2 separate regions of the Mus musculus genome follow, and region 1 is linked to region 2. A link is a loop called in an ENCODE intact Hi-C map of the cell type or tissue named here. Cell type or tissue: left cerebral cortex. All regions are shown on one strand. Each heading gives the region's core, and the rest is flanking DNA. Links, peaks and the distances in the headings are about the cores only. Region 1 overlaps Itprid2 (ITPR interacting domain containing 2). Region 2 has its middle 13 kb from the start of Gm37004.

Region 1 (8,911 bases), core at 1,601-6,600, 690 kb before region 2:
CTCTAAAAATTCTATTTAGTGGAAGTACCAAACCTAGAAAAGTTGCCATTTTCCTACCTGTATAGCTATATCATTATTTAGGAAATTTTGATTCTAATGCCATCCTCACCCTGTGGAGGAGTTATTTGTTCATTTCTACCACTTTACCACTTAAATGGAAACAAAATGGTAAAACACAGGTTTTTAAACATGAACAAATCAATCAACAAATAACAAACTTTTGATTTGAAGCCTGGTATACTTGAAGCTATGAATTAATTTAAAAATAAGAAATATCCTATAGGAATGAATAGAAGGTCACCACACACAACTACTACACACATACACACAACCACACACACAGGAGAGAGAGAGAGACAGAGACAGAGAGACAGAGAGAGATAGAGAGAGACAGAGACAGAGACAGAGATGGAGACAAAAAGAGAGAAAGCATACATATACATATACCACCACCACAAAAATTAATGGCAGTACTCCCATATTCAGGAATTTCTGATTTGTGATGACTTTTGTATATAGTCTCATGAACCTATAGTTATGATCTGAAGAAACTGAAAGTCGTTACCATTTAACACCCTCCTGAGTCTGACACATAAAGTCAGCTTTACTTTTATTTGCTACTACTCAAAAATTATATTATTCAAAGCAGCAGATACAAGTCCAACCGGAAAACCATTGTTTTAGTGCAAGGGAACAGAACACATTTTCTTTTTATATTCAACAAAAGGCCTATTATTAGCTGCTACTCTGGCCCAGCCTAATACAGGTTTCTAAATAACAATCATTAGCTAGATTGAAAGAATACAGAAGCAATCCAGATAACTATTTATATCTTAGGAATCTCAGCTAGACACAACAAATTATGACCTCCCACTTTATAAATGTAGGATTATAAAATATTCTATTTCCTTAGAGATAAATTAACCACAAAGTGGTGAGAATCTAAAGAACATGCTACCTTCTCTAGCCATCTATCCTTCATGATGCTAAGAGGGGAAAAAATTTCTCCTCTTACTACAAAGCCCTTCATCAATGCTAGACAGTCTCTGAGAGTGGAGAGGGTCATATTTTCTTACACAACTGCTAATATCAGGAAGACTATTCTCAGCAAAATCTTACTGTATTAAGTCCATGGCGTGAGTGACGACTTATTCTTAGTTTTACTGGTCATGACTATGCAAAAGTCAGATTTCAGTGTAAAACCGTGAAGACAGTACAGAATAAAGATCTACACAGCAAGCATTCCTAGTGCTGTATGGTAAGTTGGCCATGTACTCTAGGTAGCCTTTGATTAAAGTTTTACAAATATAATCAAACAAAACTGAAGCCAGTAACAAGTAATAGATTTTTATCATACAATTCTTGAAACTTTAGGTTAAGTTCAAAACTTCCCACAATAAAAGGAAAACAAAGAAAGTACACATTAAGCCAAAACAACAGAGTTGCTTTCTGAATTCACGAGTGGATACAGCTTTCATCCTGTCCTTCCACTCAGGACCAAAACAACACTAACCACTCTGTCATTTTAAACATACTAAATACAAAATAATGCTGAAATAAAATCTGAATGAGAGTCTTAGAAATTACAATTCTGTGTGGTATCACAAAAAAGAAATAAAGAAGGAAAGAGAGAAAGAAGAGAAAGAAGAGAAAGAAGAGAAAGAAGAGAAAGAAAGAAAGAAAGAAAGAAAGAAAGAAAGAAAGAAAGAAAGAAAGAAAGAAAGAACAAGAAAGAAAGGAAGGAGAAAAGAAAGAAAGCCAAGACTGCTCTGCCCTAAGTTGTACGGGGCTGTGACAGCCCTTCAGCTTCTGCCCACTGATCTCACTGATCTCCTTCCTCACCTCTGCCCCATGGCAAATGTTCGGGGCAGGTCAAAGGAGCCGGACCTGAGTTCAAGTCTTACTAGCCAGTCGCCGGCTTCTAAAAACTATCTGTGTTTTGCAATTATAAAATAAGGGTGAAAACTCTTCTACCACAAGTCCTTAAGTCAAGCAAAAGTAACTACAAAAGTAACAGAGCAGCAGAGACCCAGGACAGCATCCCTCAGCAGCTTCCTTCACGGACGGCAGTCATCTCCTGCAGCTCTGACACTGGAGCAAATATGACTTCCCTCAGAGAGAAGATGAAAACCACTGCTGGGAAGTCATATTTTAGTGTCAGGAAGGTGTAAGGGGAGGGGAATGCTTTCAAACAACCTTTGTAATAGTTTATTATCCTGTAATTACTTCTAAGTTACCTTAAAGAAAAGAAAACTAAGTTTTAAAATAAACGACACACAAAGTTTGTTTCCACTGTTATGTAATTTTTAAAAAGACTCAAGAAATTATAGATTTAAAAAAAATCAAAACAAAACAGCCAGAAACAACCCAGTGACTATCTGGGATTTGGGATATCAGGACAGATACCAAATATCAGAACTCATATTTAAATTCTTATCTTCAGAAACTACAGCTACAAATAGGCATGGTGGCCCATGCCTGTAATCCCAATATTTGGGAGGCTGAAGCAGGAGAATCAACCCTGGCAGCATAGCAAGATCCTGTCTAAAGAAACAAAATTCACAAATTTGGAAGGCCAAAGGCAGAATTCCACTGTTCCTCAAATACCCCACTGATTCGGGATTATTCGAACTCAGATAAATAAATGAGTAAACCCTAAAACTTAGAAGCTAAAAGTAGTAAGTTGTATAAGTACAAAGGGAGACTTACAAACAGTTATTTTAGGAGCTCAAGCAGGATTATGTATGCACCTACTAACAGTTGCTTTTACATAGTTCATCAGCACAGTGAGGGGCGGGAGCCTCCACAGAGGCACACACATCCCCCAAGCAGGAGCAACTGCTCACTCAGCAGGATCACCTTAACTGTGACCCCTTCTGACTGCTGATGTCTAACTCTATGAACTTACCATGCTGTATTCAACAAGCCAACCAAAACAAACGAGAGAGAGAGAGAGAGAGAGAGAGAGAGAGAGAGAGAGAGAGGTGGGGGGGGACAGGGAGAGAGAGACAGGGAGAGGGGGGGACAGGGAGAAAGAGAGGGGGGACAGGGAGAGAGAGAGAGACAGGGAGAGAGAGAGGGAGGGGGGGGACAGGGAGAGAGACAGGGAGAGAGAGACAGGGAGAGAGAGAAAGGGGGGACAGGGAGGGAGAGAGAGGGAGAGAGAGAGAGAGAGATCCGAACCACTAAGAATTAAAATCCTTTCCCACACCCCAACCAAAAAATGACAAAAGGTGTAGAATTTCTGAATAATTCTGGATACTCTAAAACATTTTTTTAGAAGGCAAGTTGACTTTTAACTAAAACAGTCTACAAACTTTTTTTCCTGTTTTTCATTTCTTAAATATAAGAAAGGCATTCTCTGCTTCTAGCCTGTCTCACTCAGTCTCCTCCTTTGTGAAGCGCTCTTCACACTTAAATGGCATCCTGCTAGGTCCTGGCCACCTCAGGCTTCCCTCCTATCTCACCTGATTAGGCAGCCTCACCCACAAAGCCAGACTGCAGCCTCCTTCCTTCCGACTCCAGCCCCAGCTGGAGCTGCTGCAGTTGAGGGCTCTCCTGTGAGCTGGCTCTGAGAGACAGAGAGCTCTAACCTGTATCTACTCGCTGCTCACACAGAAGCAAATGCTCTCCTCGGTGATCAGATCCCAACCAAAGCAGTGCCAGAGAGACGTGCACAGGCTACTCCAGATGGGATGCAAGCCGGCCTTGGGAAGACTGTTTGTCTGCTAGTACAATTCATATCATGCCTCAGAGGAAATGAAAATAACACATTTCCCTGCTTTATCCATTGTTCTAGAAGTTTCTGCAAAGTTTCCAAAGGAAAAAAACACAATTCTAGGAGGTTTTTAATAAATATTTTAAATAGATATGAAAAAAGCAAGGATTCATTATCCTTAAAGTTCCTCTATTTCCAATAGACAAAGTTGAAAGTGAATTTGTCATACATATTTGAGAAAATATCTTAATAGGTACACCAGGCTCCGAGCCTAAAGCTTGCTATGTAGCTTCAGCTTATCTCAAACTCATGGTCACTGTGCCTCAATCCTTTGGATGCTAGTTACTACCAACATACAACACCATTCCTAGTGACAACACACACACACACACACACACACACAGAGTATCTAACATTCCTTAACTATTCATGTTAATCTTCACTTCACAAAAGGGTTCACGTTATTTTGTCATTAATGTTTTTTCCAGCAGGGGGCGCAAGCAAAAAGGTGAGTGCCACCAAACTGCACCCACCATTTGACAAGCCTTACACTTCTGCTTAGAATTTGAGTTCTTTTAAAAACCTAGAGATTACAAAAAGGACACTGTCAACCTACTGCTATCCAAAACTGAGTCACCAGCATGAAATTCCCAGCCACTGCACACTGTTTAGATTTGCATAGCTCGGTGCAGGGCTAAAGTATGGAAGCTGCAGGAGCCACTCAACACGAAGGAGTGGGCACAGGAAGGGCTGAACTTATGCTCAGTCCTTAGGACCAGCTGGGCCAAAACAACACTCAACAGAAATCAGCAGGCCAGAGCCAGGGTTTGCAAGCTGGCATCAGAATCCTCTCCCACGCTCACACTGCTAAGGCAGAAATCACTTTAGTAATTTAGGGAAAAGTAGCCTACAAGAAAATGGACAACATTCCACAGAGCTTCTTCTATTCCTTCACTTTACTCTTTAGCCATAATTAACATATAAAAAATGCAGAAGCCACCAAAAACATAAATAACTCTATCAGCAACTGAAACTTTGAAATAAATAAAAAGTCAACACTAATGTGACTAATACAAAAGTCAGCGAAGAGAACATTAGGGCACCATTATTTACTCTCCAAGCCCAGAGAGAAAACGTGATTCTGAAGCTAACAGGAACTATTACCAAAGCAAATCTTCCATATTTTCAATAAGAGAAATTACATATTACATTATGCATAGCCACAACACAGATACCTCAGCTTCTTCCTGTGGAACAAAAGACAGCATTTTTGAGCTTTTCTCCTTGGGCCAAGCACAGTCCCTCCCACAGTATAGTGCCCTGGTCCACACAGCTAAATACTGTATAGCAGCGAGTCCCTGTGCCGATGAGTTCTGGATAAACCTCCCGAGTATTTTTACAGTCTTGATTTTATTTTAATTTTATGTTAATTCTAGATTTTATGTTAATTAGCAGGAGTATCGATGGATAAAACAAAGTCGCCCAATGTTTAATCTGGACTTATAAAACCCCGTCCAGCAGCCTTCCAGAGCCTTCTTTTCCTCTCAGGCAGGCACATCACCAGTATCCATCCACAAGTTGCCTTCACCCTCGCCCTGCTCGCTGGGACCCCTGAAGCCTGAACTGCAGCCCTGTTTGATCTGCTATGCAGTGAAATGATTTGGATTTGCATATACACTCTCAAGGCTGTCTGCTATCAAAGCCTTAGGCAGATAAGATGTCACTGGATAGATGCCAGCTGAGCCTGAGGGGCGTCACAGCACACAGTTTTCAACCAGCTCTTGGTTTGGGAGCAGCAGCAGGAGTGTCAACAGGAGGATGAGTTTATTCCACAGTTATGAATGGTGGCGACCTGCCTTTCTATAAACACTCCTGGAGCTTTTCCTCCTGACTATCTACTTACAAAGGAACCCCAGGAAATTTTTTTGCCTACCTCTTCCATCTCAAAGGAGTCTTTCTGCTGCGTCATTATGTTCCGTATGGATGGGATTGTCAGGGGTGCACAAGGCTCTTTCTCGCTCGAAGACGCCTGGGCACTTTTCAGCTCACTGCTGCTCTCCAGCTCGCAGTGGCTGGACACGCGGCCATCATGACCCAAGTCAGGATCTGTCACAGCAGACTTGCGGAGCGGGTCCTTCTCCTGACTGTGAGCCTCTCTGCTTTCTTCACTTTCCTCCTGGTGGCTAATGGTACTGTCTGCTTCCTCGGAAAGTCTGTCTGCATCAACGCTGTCTGTGACGGTTGATGAACTACCTGAGACTTCTTCTGTAACCGTAGCCAGCATCGAAGACGACTCCTTCTTCTTTACAACTTTCTGAAGCTTAGGGTCACTCTTGCCGCCGCCGCCATCTTCAGACAGTGAGATGCTTAGAGTCCTTCCTTTCTCAGTGGCGGGGGAAGAGCCCCCTTCTCCTTTCTCTGTTTTATCAACACATAAGTTCAGTTTTGATAGTGTTTTCATCAGACGGTTTGCAGTGTTGCTTCGAGTTAGAGGGGGCGGGGAGTCTGCCACCTCCTTGGTGGAGGTCACCGAGGACATACTTCCAATCCTCTGCAGTGGAGTTCCAGAGACTTGGGAATATAGAGAAGAAAATGCATTGGCCACAGTAGTCAGGACTTCAATTTGGCGAAATCGGCCTACAAAAGGAAAAGAGAAATTATATGCTTATGTTATACATACGTCTTGTAAACAAATTTCATGCTTATGTTATAGGTACATAGAGTAAACACATGCTGTTTAGAATTCTAGTAATTTAATTTAGACCCCAAATATTATGAAATCATATTTTTCCTAAATGAACATGTAAGCCACTACGTTCAGAGGATAGAGAGGAGGAATTTTACTGTGGAGATTAGAATTCGTACTTTAAAGCAATTAGAAATAAGCACAAAAACTGATGATAGTACTGAAGATAACAGAACCAGCTAGGAATTATCTCTAGTTAGGAATTATTTACTGTTTGGTCATGGGCTCCACTAAGACTTTTTCAAATGCCCTCCTAAGAAAATACACATTCGAGTATATTCTACACTGAACTGCAGAGTACAGTTAAAGCACACATAAGGTTGGTCCACGAGCAACCTGGGAGGAATCCTGTTTCAAGACACCATTTAACAGAGAAAAAACAAGTAGAGGCCTAAGAGAAAAGACTCAACTGGCCAAGGTATTTTAGATTTACAGAAAAGCACCTGAAATGGACTGAGATAGGTAGGTAGGTAGGTAGATAGATAGATAGATAGATAGATAGATAGATAGATAGATAGATAGATATAAAGATATAGATATTATAACTAGAATAATTAATTCAGAATGAGCAAAAAACCTAGTCTATTATTAACCTTATTTTTAAAATGTCAGATGTGAAAACAAAGATCATCTGGCCTAGTTGCTCAACGTTTCAAACATCACACTAACATCAGAGCCCTTACTTGTCAGAGCATAGTTTGGGTTCTCTACTTCCATCCGTTGCATCTGTGCACTCAGAAATACTTTAATGTCTATGCCTCTGGCAAAGGATGATGAATTAAAAAATCTGGAAGGAATTTTAGAAGCAATATCTGGTTCATCTCGTCCAAATCCAAGATTATATAGAATTTCTTCAGGATCTTCCTCGTAAAGCTCCAGCAGTTCTGAGACACTGCAACAAAGGAAGAAGACGTAGAGATGTCAAGTGTGCTCAGAGGTCACACTGCACGTCAATCAGTCCACAGCCCCGTTTTCACTCCCCGTGGCTCAGGTCTTCACATCATATCTTTCTGTATCTTCCGATACTTCGCATGCATGAGATACACAGTCCTTAGAAAGGATATACAGGCACATTTTCTCATGATACTAGTGTTGGAAAATCAGAAACAAAAGTCAGAAGGCCTAATCCCTAAGAACACAAAACAGATCCTCTAAGGGACTGCTCACCTTAGTTTTTTGGTCATTTTTAAAGGATTCTCCAGGAAAGTAGTTCAGACCAAGCATGATAAAGAAAGAATAGATTAAAGGGAAAACATCATAGGGAGTTGATACAGCTTGTGTACTGAGGACCCAGCTGTGAAACCTAAGCTTTGCTCACACTTTGTTTTTCTTATAGGAGGCAACTATCTTAGCATAAGCAAAGAAGGAGACAAGCTGGGTCAGAAACCCAAGGAAGAGCTTCCCTCCAGCTCCTCTCTCCCCACAGCCATGAAGGAAGTAGGAGGAGTAAAGTCAGGAGGAAGTGGGTTATACGGAGAGAAACTTGTCCCTGATTCCACTGGGAATTCAACAGTAACCTACCCTCTCACTGCAGTGATAATCCGAGTTTTGGGGGGGCTTCACAAGGGAGTAAGAAAGAAGAAAGATGGAACGTGTCTAGAAGATGGCTAAAGCTGCTTCAGAGAAAGAGCTGTGATGCAATAATTTGTATAGCAATTTAAAAACTGGTCCACAGGCCCACAGAGTTGATTTAATTTACATTTTAAAGGTCATTGGTTTAACACATTGAAAACAAATTTAGCCTTCAATATCAAGCTGCTAATAGTGGCTGTGTATGCTGCTTTCTATGTCAGAGTTCCTCAAGGCACTCTGAAGTTTGTTTCGGCTCCTTACAAATACAAGTTATCCCACTATGGAGTTTTTCTCTTTCAGGATGCTCACATAACTTTAACCGATCCTTAGGAGATTCTAGCACTGGTATGAACAGTTAGTGCTTTTTATTTGGTTCCTTACAGGTATCTCACTGGTTTTTGCATAAGAAGCTCTTGTCAGTTATGATGGTCTAGGAAACACTTGGGGCCCTTTGATTCACACTCTCAGCATCAAATCAAAGACCAGAAGGTGACAGGTTCAATACTGCATGGTCACAGTTTTACCAGGACTGACCTTGACACGGTACCACTGCTTTTCCCAGACCCAGTGGAATTCATACTTCTCCCTTTCTGATGAAACTGTAGTCTTCTCTCCTTGGCCAAGATATTGTTGCTAGAAATATAATAAGATACTTTAAAACTCGATTTTCTATGATCCCTTTTGACTTTTTAAGAAAGGAGCTGACCCAAACAAGTACATACCAGTTTTCAACTTGAGCATCAGGTTCATGTAGGTGATTGGCTACAAGTAATAAACAAAAAGACAGACAGACAGACGGACAAACAGACAGAGAGCACAGCTGTTAGAAGGAAATGGCATAGTTATGGAGAAGACAGGTTATCTACATCGTCATG
Region 2 (8,911 bases), core at 1,358-6,357:
ACAGAGAGGATAGGAATATTCAAATGAACAACCAGGAAAATGACCTTTTGTAGACACAGACGCAGTCTAATGAGAAAAGTGCTTCAGTTAGTGGAAATGCCAAGCCAGGGGTTGATATGCTTGGGAATAAACCCAGCATTATCACAGGGGTAGGCAGATGGCACACGTTCCCTTAATTCAAAGCTTCACTTTTGTAAATAACAATGGAAATTGAACAACTGGCACATTCCGAGATTTGCAGGCTATATTAAGAGTTCTCAGAAAAACGAACCTTCTCAGCCATTTCTGTCTTTGGAACATTTAAATATACACTACCCTGAAGGACTATTGACTCATGGTTCCCACTCATGTTATATAGATCTGTTCCAACAGGCTGGAGCCAGCAAGAAGAACCTTATGTGGATGGATACATACATACATACATACATACATACATAGAAACATAGATAGATACATAGATAGATATAGAGGTGATACAGAGATAGACATGTGACATAGATTTGTTCCCATGAAGGCTGTAGCCAGCAGGAGAGACCTTATCTAAATATCTCTATATAGACATCTAAATATGAATATCTCTAACAAATATCTACATAGATAAATAGATTGATAGAGACATCTAGGTAGATATAGATATATATGTGCTAAGTGTAGAGTGATGCATATTAAATGAGTGAATAATTTTAGTAGGTCTTGGATGGCATATAACCAGGTTCCAGATACAGCTCTGGAGTTGAGGAGAGGAAAAAAAAGGATGGGCCAGGAAACAGAAGTTGAGATACAGCACATGAAGGGATTCTCAGGCTAGTGACAGAAAGCTACACAACAGCTATAGAGTTAATTTTTCAATGTTTCCCTTGCTTTGTTCCTTTATAAGGTAAACTAGCTTTGCATTCTGCCATTGGCAGCCTCTTTAAAATACTATCGTGAAAGTAGGTGAAAACTGGGTTGTTCCTGAAGCTTTCGCAACCATTTCACCAAGTACCGAGTCTGTAACCAGATTACTAATAAGTAAGCTAGATGCAAATACTTTACAACAGATGCAGTAAGCTTTTAACTACATTATATTTGTCAGGAAAGTTACAAAGGCATACACATTCTATTTACAGAGAGTCATATACATATGAACAGCACAGGTAACTATATGGTTTGAAATAGACTGTCGATGTGATGATGTCTCGGGCTCATGTTTAATCTATTAACTACCTACCTATTATATAATTACTGAGAGAATTATGCTTTGATTCTGCTCAAAGCAGGGACTCCTGCAGGAGCCTAAGAGCTTCTTATGTGTAGAGTATTTAAAACAGAATGAAATTAGCAATCTGTAACTTAAAATTATACATAACATTTAGCTTCATTTAAAATTAAAGCAGTAGAAGGAACAGATTTTCATGGCATTTCCATTATGCAGAGAGGTAAACAACAAATAAATATGGCACATATGAATATGAAAATCACAGCACGGTAATTGCTGTACTCCATCAGCGTGTGCAATATTAAATCCTCAAATAAACACTTACTTAACCTCATCCTCACACATGCCTATTGCTTTTATCAGAAGGAGAACCACCTGAAACATTCAAACTAACACCCCATCCCCCAATGAGGTACAAAGTCAACGGGAATCACTGCTGTTCCTGAGAGATTTCAGTTGTGCTCCTCCACTGGCTCCAGTAGTGCCAGTATTTCTAAGAGACAGGGACAGGAGAAGAAATGTGGAAGTCAGTTTGAAAAATTCAGCCCTCCTGAGACTGTCTTTTATGTCACATCCTAACTCCACTGCTGATTCTTAAAGCCTTGTGAGGATCATTAACATTGCAGCCATGCCAGGAACCTCTGCCTTCTGGCTGAGACCACACTCCAGCTCTCTCTTTCTCTAGCAGAGAGCAGAAACTCTTTTTGTATACCCTTAATAATAGCTAACGTCTGTCTCATGCTCTGGGCCCGAGCTTGCCCTAAATTTAACCCTCAGCAATGGTTCTCTGTTTTACTCACAGCCACGACCTGACTCATTTATGAAGAGACCTCTGCTACCCTGGAGTTTTTCAACAGGCAAGGGTTAAAAGGTCAACCACGGTGTCGTTTCTGTCTTTATGAATAACAACTGTCAGAATTCAGTTATGCAGAGTAACACGCTGAAGATATCTTATCATTTTACACAGTATGACCAATGGTTCAGATGTGTGGTTTGTGTGCACATGAGACTATGTCTCCTAGCAGGGGACATCAGCGACTTTATCAGAAGCTAGGAACCAGAACATGCATTGATTCAATTCAACTTTAAAACAGAAACCAAAGACGTATGAAATCCAAAGGAAGGAAAACTGCTTTGTTCCAAATAAATACCTTTCAAGTTTACCAATATTCATTGTCCCAGTGATGAAATTAATACATCTTTGCTGCTCTAAACTTAAATTTGACTGGATGGGTAAATTCAAGCCTGAGGCTTTCATGCCATTATCAGAGGCTCTGTCAGTGAGTGCTTTAACCTAATTACATTTGATGCAGCAAATCAAGAAAACCACTGCTGGTTATGACCTCTGCCAAGAGCACTCATGAGCTAGACAAATGGAGCTTAAGATGTTATTAGTTGTTCGTTGCAAAGTTCCAGATCCTGCCCGACAGGAGGCTGCCGCCTGATGTGGGCACGGACCCTCCAGATGGCATTCTGCATTGGCTTGTGGCAAGGCTCTCGGGGACGCTGGCACATTTTCTGCGTCAAAATGAAAGTTTTCCAATTACAAGGAGATAATGTGAGGAGATGCAAACTTAATCTCTTGAACAAAAGGTTGCAAGCTGTGTAATAGCCATTTCAGGGGAGAGATTTCACTACAGTTCAATTGATTTAAACGTCGTAGATCACAAAATGGGCTATCTTTCCTAATAAAACTGAGGACGCAGCTGCAGTAGATTCTACCTCATGGAGCAGGGTGCCAATGGGCTCATCATCTTAGGGACTGCTTCTCTTAACTCCGTGTTTTGTTGAATGCAAGTCGGTGATTATTTTTGCCTTCCCTTATGTGTGAATGAATAACAAGAAACCATCTCCTTTTAGTTAGACAGCAAATGTCTTAAATGAAGCCTTCCAGGTGTAACAGTTTAACAATGTTACTACATAGCAGATCATAGAGTTTCACCAGGGCATATTAAGTGGTAAGAAAGCCTTATTACTATCCAAACCTTTCAGATAGTTTAGCTAAAATGTTAATCTTTCTTTTTTTCTTTTTTACTAAGTCAGGCAACCCTGATGCAAATGGGGTGATATGCCTCAACACTGGTCCCCAAAGAAATGACTCATAGAAGCTTTTAAGCGGGAACTTGCTTGCAAGAGCGCCTCTCAGGAAAACACATGCACTTGACAATTGACAGGAACATGCTGTCGCAGAGCAAGAAAGAATCATATAGCCATCCCCACAAACCACATAGAGACACCGCCAAACAGGAGAAGGAATCCACACCCTGTCTGCACAGAACATTTGCAGAGTGGGGTGTGGAGCGTGGGGGAGAGGGGCTGAGCACACAGCCTTGCATTTAGCTGGTTTTCAAGAGTTTAAAATGCTAAGCTTAGCATGTAGCTCTATAAGCAAATGCCCTTCAATGTCACAGGATTCTTTTCTTCTGTGATTTAAGAAGAATTTACTGATACAAACATTCACAGCCCAGATTTCCATGCATTCCCCACAGAGAAAACATATACTTCCCAAAATCAAAAATTATGCAGTGCACGCATAGAAAAGTACTTTTGTCACAAATTCCAAGATATTAAAAATACATTTTATACATTGAGATGATGATGGATGATACAGGTTTGTATGAATCTCTGAACTGCAGTGGATCGGGCTAACCAGAGTAAGTAGCTGCCTTTTGTCATTGTAGGAGATCGCTAGGGAACTACTATTTCTTCATAAAATTCAGTCAACTAAATAAAGCAAGATTATAAATTCTAAGTGGTCTCAACTGCAACATCGTAGGTTCTGTAAATCAGTCAAGAATATAAGCAAGCACTTAAAATCACTCAGGAAACCTAACAGATGCCTACTGAAGAGTTAATCCGTGCAAGCAATGAGCATTCTAAAAACAGTCTCACCATCAACATAAAGTGGTCCACGGCAGCTGCTATAAAAGCCCAACATCAGTGTTATGTTGGCTCAACTACTAAGCAGCGACCACAGTGATGTCCCTTAGGAGGCATTTGAGGGCCCAAGTGTACAGCAATTTAAAAACTAAGCAGGAAATCAAAACTAATACCTAGTCTGTTTACAAAATATTTCTCCCTGTGTGCTTGTACCACCATCTAGTGGTTACATAGCTCTCAACCTGATCATTAATAGGAAAGTAATCTGGAAGAAGAGGAAAGGAAAGAAGAAAGAGGGATAGAAAAAAGAAAACAGGAGAAAAATGAAAAAGAAAACAGGGAGAGAAAAGAAGAATATAAAAAACAAAACTACATATACATATAATTTCCAGATCATAAAAAAGGAAATGCAGAAAACCCATGGCTAATACCAGTTAAAATGAAGATGTTATTTTGAATCATTTGCATGGTGTATTTCTATAGATATGATAATTTTACAATCGACATAACAAATGTCTGGATTTTAAAATACAGCTGAATTTGTAAGGACTTATCTCACAACTTAGAACCTGCAGGAATGTTTGCCTGTGTGTCTACAGATATGAACACAAGATCATATGGTTGTTTGAATACCGTCATTGTTGGTAAGTAGAGCTCTTTACATAAAGCATGGTATATTCATAGAGTAAGGCACCAAGCTGGCCTTTATGGTTAATACAGAACCATCTCTGTTAGTTATTGGAGGAAAAGCAGTTACATGGAATGATGTGTTTTCCAGTTTATCACTTCTATAGATCATATATAATGTACATGTGTACCATGACAGGAAAGACCCAGGGGTCTAAATGAGTTGGAAGGCAAAGATGAAAAGAGATACACTATAGCTTAAATTATATGAATGCATTAGGTATTCAAGACTAAATGTATTTTAAATCTAGAATATCTGCATGATTAAAAGAAATCGCCACCTGTGGCAGTTTTAAGACAATAAAATCTCACTGGCAGTTTTCCATAGGAAGAAGCATATGGAATATTTTTATATAAGTGTACATTTATTATAAAATGACAAAGATTGAAGCTTCACTTTTTCCAGAGAAACAGAAATTCAGGGGTCTGGAAACATGGCTGAACAGTTAAGAGCACTTGCTGTTCTTGCAGAGGATCTGATTCAGTTCCCAGCACATACATAGCAAGCAGCTCACAGACATGAGTAAGTACAGTTCCAGGAGATCTAACACCCAACTCTGGCCTCTACAGGTACCAGGCATGCACGTGGTGCACAGACACACATGTAGGCAAAACTCTCATACACATAAAATAAAACAAATAACTTTTTAAAAGAAGACATTCAGTAATCCAAAGGAGCAAGGTTATCTGTAAATGCCATAGAACCAGGTGATGAAAAATTGAAACTATGTTACCCCCAGTCTTGATGTGGAGAGCCTGGCCGAGGCACATTTGTGTGAGGAGATTCAAGGTGTTAGGACTTCAGTTCCTGGCTACAATGATTAGGACCGGGAAGGGAGGGCACTGGGACAGCAACAGCTAGCAAGCCAGTGACTAAAGGTAGGATTGGGCTCCATGAATTAAAAACAATAAAAAGAGACCATGGCATGAGGAGGAAGACCTTTTTGGGGGTAGAAAGATACGGGGAAGATTAAAGGAGGACATGGGGTGGAAATGCTCAAACTATACTGTGAAAAGGGACTAGAAAGATGGCCCAGGTGTTAAGAGCATTGGCTGCTTTTGCAGAACCTGATTTCAGTTCCTAGAACCCACATGGCAGCTAATACCATGGATCAAGCAAGTTACAAGGGATTCAACACTATTTATTTTAACCTCAAACATAAAAAGGGTTCTTGTGGTGCACATACATACAGGCAAAACACTAACCTCAGACACATAAAATAAATATATACAAAATAATAATGATAATAAGCAGAAAGGGTGGGATCGGTTATGAGACAGAAGCAGCAGAGATTTGTAGAAGGAGGTGTTCAACGGTTGGTTCAAGGATGCGATCAACATGGGTGTGGTTTGCCTTTCACAAAGGACTTTAGGTCAGATCTTCTAAAGGCCTGTGTGTGCTTCCATAGCCACAGCGAACTAAAGACACTGGCAAGAGGAGAGCCATGGAAGACCTCCGTGTGTTTTTCATTCATGAAGTAGAAATGCTTAATTGTATATACTATCCTTTCTTTATGGTCCAGGCACTCCTGTCATCATCATGGAGGCTTTATGCCATGAACATTGTGAAAAGTCCTAGAGAAGACTGTGAGAACTGTGAGAACTGTGAGAACTGTGAGAACTGTGAGAACTGTGAGAACTGTGAGAACTGTGAGAACTGGGAGAACTGGGAGAACTGGGAGAACTGTGAGAACTGTGAGAACTGTGAGAACTGTGAGAACTGTGAGAACTGTGTGAGAACTGTGAGAACTGTGAGAACTGTGAGAACTGGGAGAACTGGGAGAACTGGGAGAACTGGGAAGGCTAGTTTCAGACAGAAGAAAGAGAGCTGTTCTCCAGTCTTAGTTCCCAGATGATGAAGAACATTCTACTGCCAAGAGACTTACTTTCTCCTTCTATTTCTTTCTTCTTTCACTAAGATCATGATATACCACACCATTTTTCAGGCGCTAATTTCCGTAAATATTTCTCAAGTAAATATGTAAACTAATCTCAGAACCTACAAAAAAGAGAGTTGTTGGAGACTTGGCATCAGAGGTAAGCATATCCATAGACAGGTTACAAGCCTAGTATCAGATCACCGAAGAGGAGCATAAACTAAAGTGAGTAGGTTTTCCTTGGGCAAAGCTGTAAGGAAGAGCATGCTAGCAGGGCAACAGAGTGAGGGCTTTGCCTGAGGTTGGTCCAGCTGCACAGCTTTGCTTGGCACTTGGCTGGCACACACTAGCAGAAGAGCTGGCACATTTCTGTATCAAATTTATACACTATGTTCAACAGGACTTTTTTTTTCAATCAAACTTCTCACTTCAAGAGCTTTTTATATATTTGCATCCATTTTTAGGAAATTAGATTCTGTAAACACCACACCCACTTTCTCTCAACAAGTAGCATCTTCACGAAATTAGAGTGCAACATTACCACTAGGGTGGAGGCGGAGGACAAGATACAGATGTTCAACATCACAACTGTCATTTAAGTTGCCGTTCTCAAAGCCTCACTCAGCTCTCACCCATCCCAACTATGTAATACTCCATTACCATGAAGTGTTCACAAGTACTATAATCTTAAATCCTTGAGAGTGTTGTATAGGCAGAGCAGTTGAGATACAAACTTGAGGCTTAGTTATGTTCACTCACAGCATAATTCCTGGGGGAAATACTTGGGTTGTTGCCTGTACCCATGGTTTATTCCTTCTCCCTGTGAGGCAGTGATGCCTCTCCATCATATAGACCACATGATGCACCATAATTTGTCTAACCGCTTACACATGTAGGGCATTTAAGGTTTCTTTTAGCATGGGGGAGATGTGGTTACTTTGAAAAGGGTTGTGAAAGATAATTCCTCACTTTTCTGGGTTTCTAGAAGCTCTGCTGTCATGCTGTACAGTAGCTCGATAGCTCTTTTCTCTGGTTTTTAGAATGTCTTATAGTTGAGATAGAGTCTGAAACCTTTCAGATTGTCCTCTTTCACGTAGTGATGGGCATTTAAGTTCTCACCATGTCTTCTACAGTTAATAGCTCAGTTCCTTTTTAGGGATGGATGGTATTTCATTATCTGGATATACCACACTTTATTCATCCTTTCTCCTACTGAATGACATCCTGGTTGCTTCTAAGATTTGACAATTGTGAGTGAAGCTTCCATAAACATTTGTGTGTACATTTCTGTGTGGCAATAAGTCTTCATCTCCTTTGAGTAAATATCAAAGCGTGTGATCATGGGAATGAACGATAAGCGTGGGCTTACTCTTTGAAGCATCTGCTAGACTGCTTTCCAGAGCGGCAGAACCATCTTAGAGTATCACCAGCAACATGGCGATTCGGTTTCTCAGAATCCTTGCCATCAGTGATGTTGTCACTTTTAGTTTTGTGTTTTTTCCAATACATATGTAGTAATATTTGGGATCTTCATTTGCATTTTCTAAATGACTCCACTACTGCAATGGGTTCATGTCTTCTGTCCATTTTCTTACATATTTATGTTGTGAAGTTTTGATATCTAGTCCAGGAGTACTGGGACAACAGGTGTATTTCACATTTCCAGCTATTTAAATTTTCTTTAAAATATGAAATTTTAGGTGTCATCATATATGTGATCCTGTCATGTGTTCTGGTCCTCCCAAAACCTTGAGCTTTCCCTATCTTTCTGCCTTCTCTTCTGAAATGGTTCTCACGTCTTGCGAGTTGTGATAAAGATGTTTCATTTATGGCTGATCACTCCACTGACAGTTATTCTCTGTATTTTGATCAGTTGTGAGTTTCTGAGTTACCCACTGTTCACTGCACAAAGAAGTGTCTCTGTTGAGATCTGAGTGCTGCACTAATCTGTGTGTATAGAGATACAAATTTAGAAGGCAGTTCAGTACTATGTTCATTTAACAAAATACTAGTGACTCTATGAAATCTCCAGCTATGAGTTCTTGGCACTAGTTACAATAACAGGTATGTGTTTCCTTCTGTGGAGGGGCCCTGAAATCCAATCAGGGAACAGTTGGTTACACTCATAATATTCTTTGCAGTATTGCACCAATGAGCATGTTTATAGTTACCATTGTAGTTTGCAGCATTACTAGATGGGTAAGACTGCTGGTTTCTTTTCCACCTCAGCATCCTTCAGGTGCTATTAAAGACAGTGAAACATCTAAGT

What was found. Hi-C counts contacts between places; a loop is a spot of excess contacts. Peaks named below come from ENCODE experiments on the same cell type or tissue, not always from the same donor. Only the 100,000 strongest peaks of a DNase experiment are listed, where the experiment ranks them.
Region 1: it touches region 2 in a loop (2.1-fold over the local background); 3 of 42 quality-filtered maps call a loop at or near these places.

Annotation. Positions count from the first base shown.
Region 1 is chr2:79,641,849-79,650,759 of GRCm38, reverse strand. Itprid2 (ITPR interacting domain containing 2) reads right to left here. Exons shown (of 18, transcript NM_080558.4): 5 at 8,759-8,798; 6 at 8,571-8,669; 7 at 7,148-7,356; 8 at 5,652-6,355. Among named protein-coding and RNA genes, the nearest start is that of Itprid2, 11 kb to the right of the region's middle. In left cerebral cortex, for the core only: a CTCF peak has its summit at 4,212 (motif pointing right); a DNase peak (open chromatin) is centred at 4,364; H3K27ac peaks cover 295 bases.
Region 2 is chr2:78,954,951-78,963,861 of GRCm38, reverse strand. No RefSeq gene overlaps it. Among named protein-coding and RNA genes, the nearest start is that of Gm37004, 13 kb to the left of the region's middle. In left cerebral cortex, for the core only: CTCF peaks have their summits at 3,359 and 4,293 (motif pointing left); DNase peaks (open chromatin) are centred at 3,420 and 4,152; H3K4me3 peaks cover 463 bases.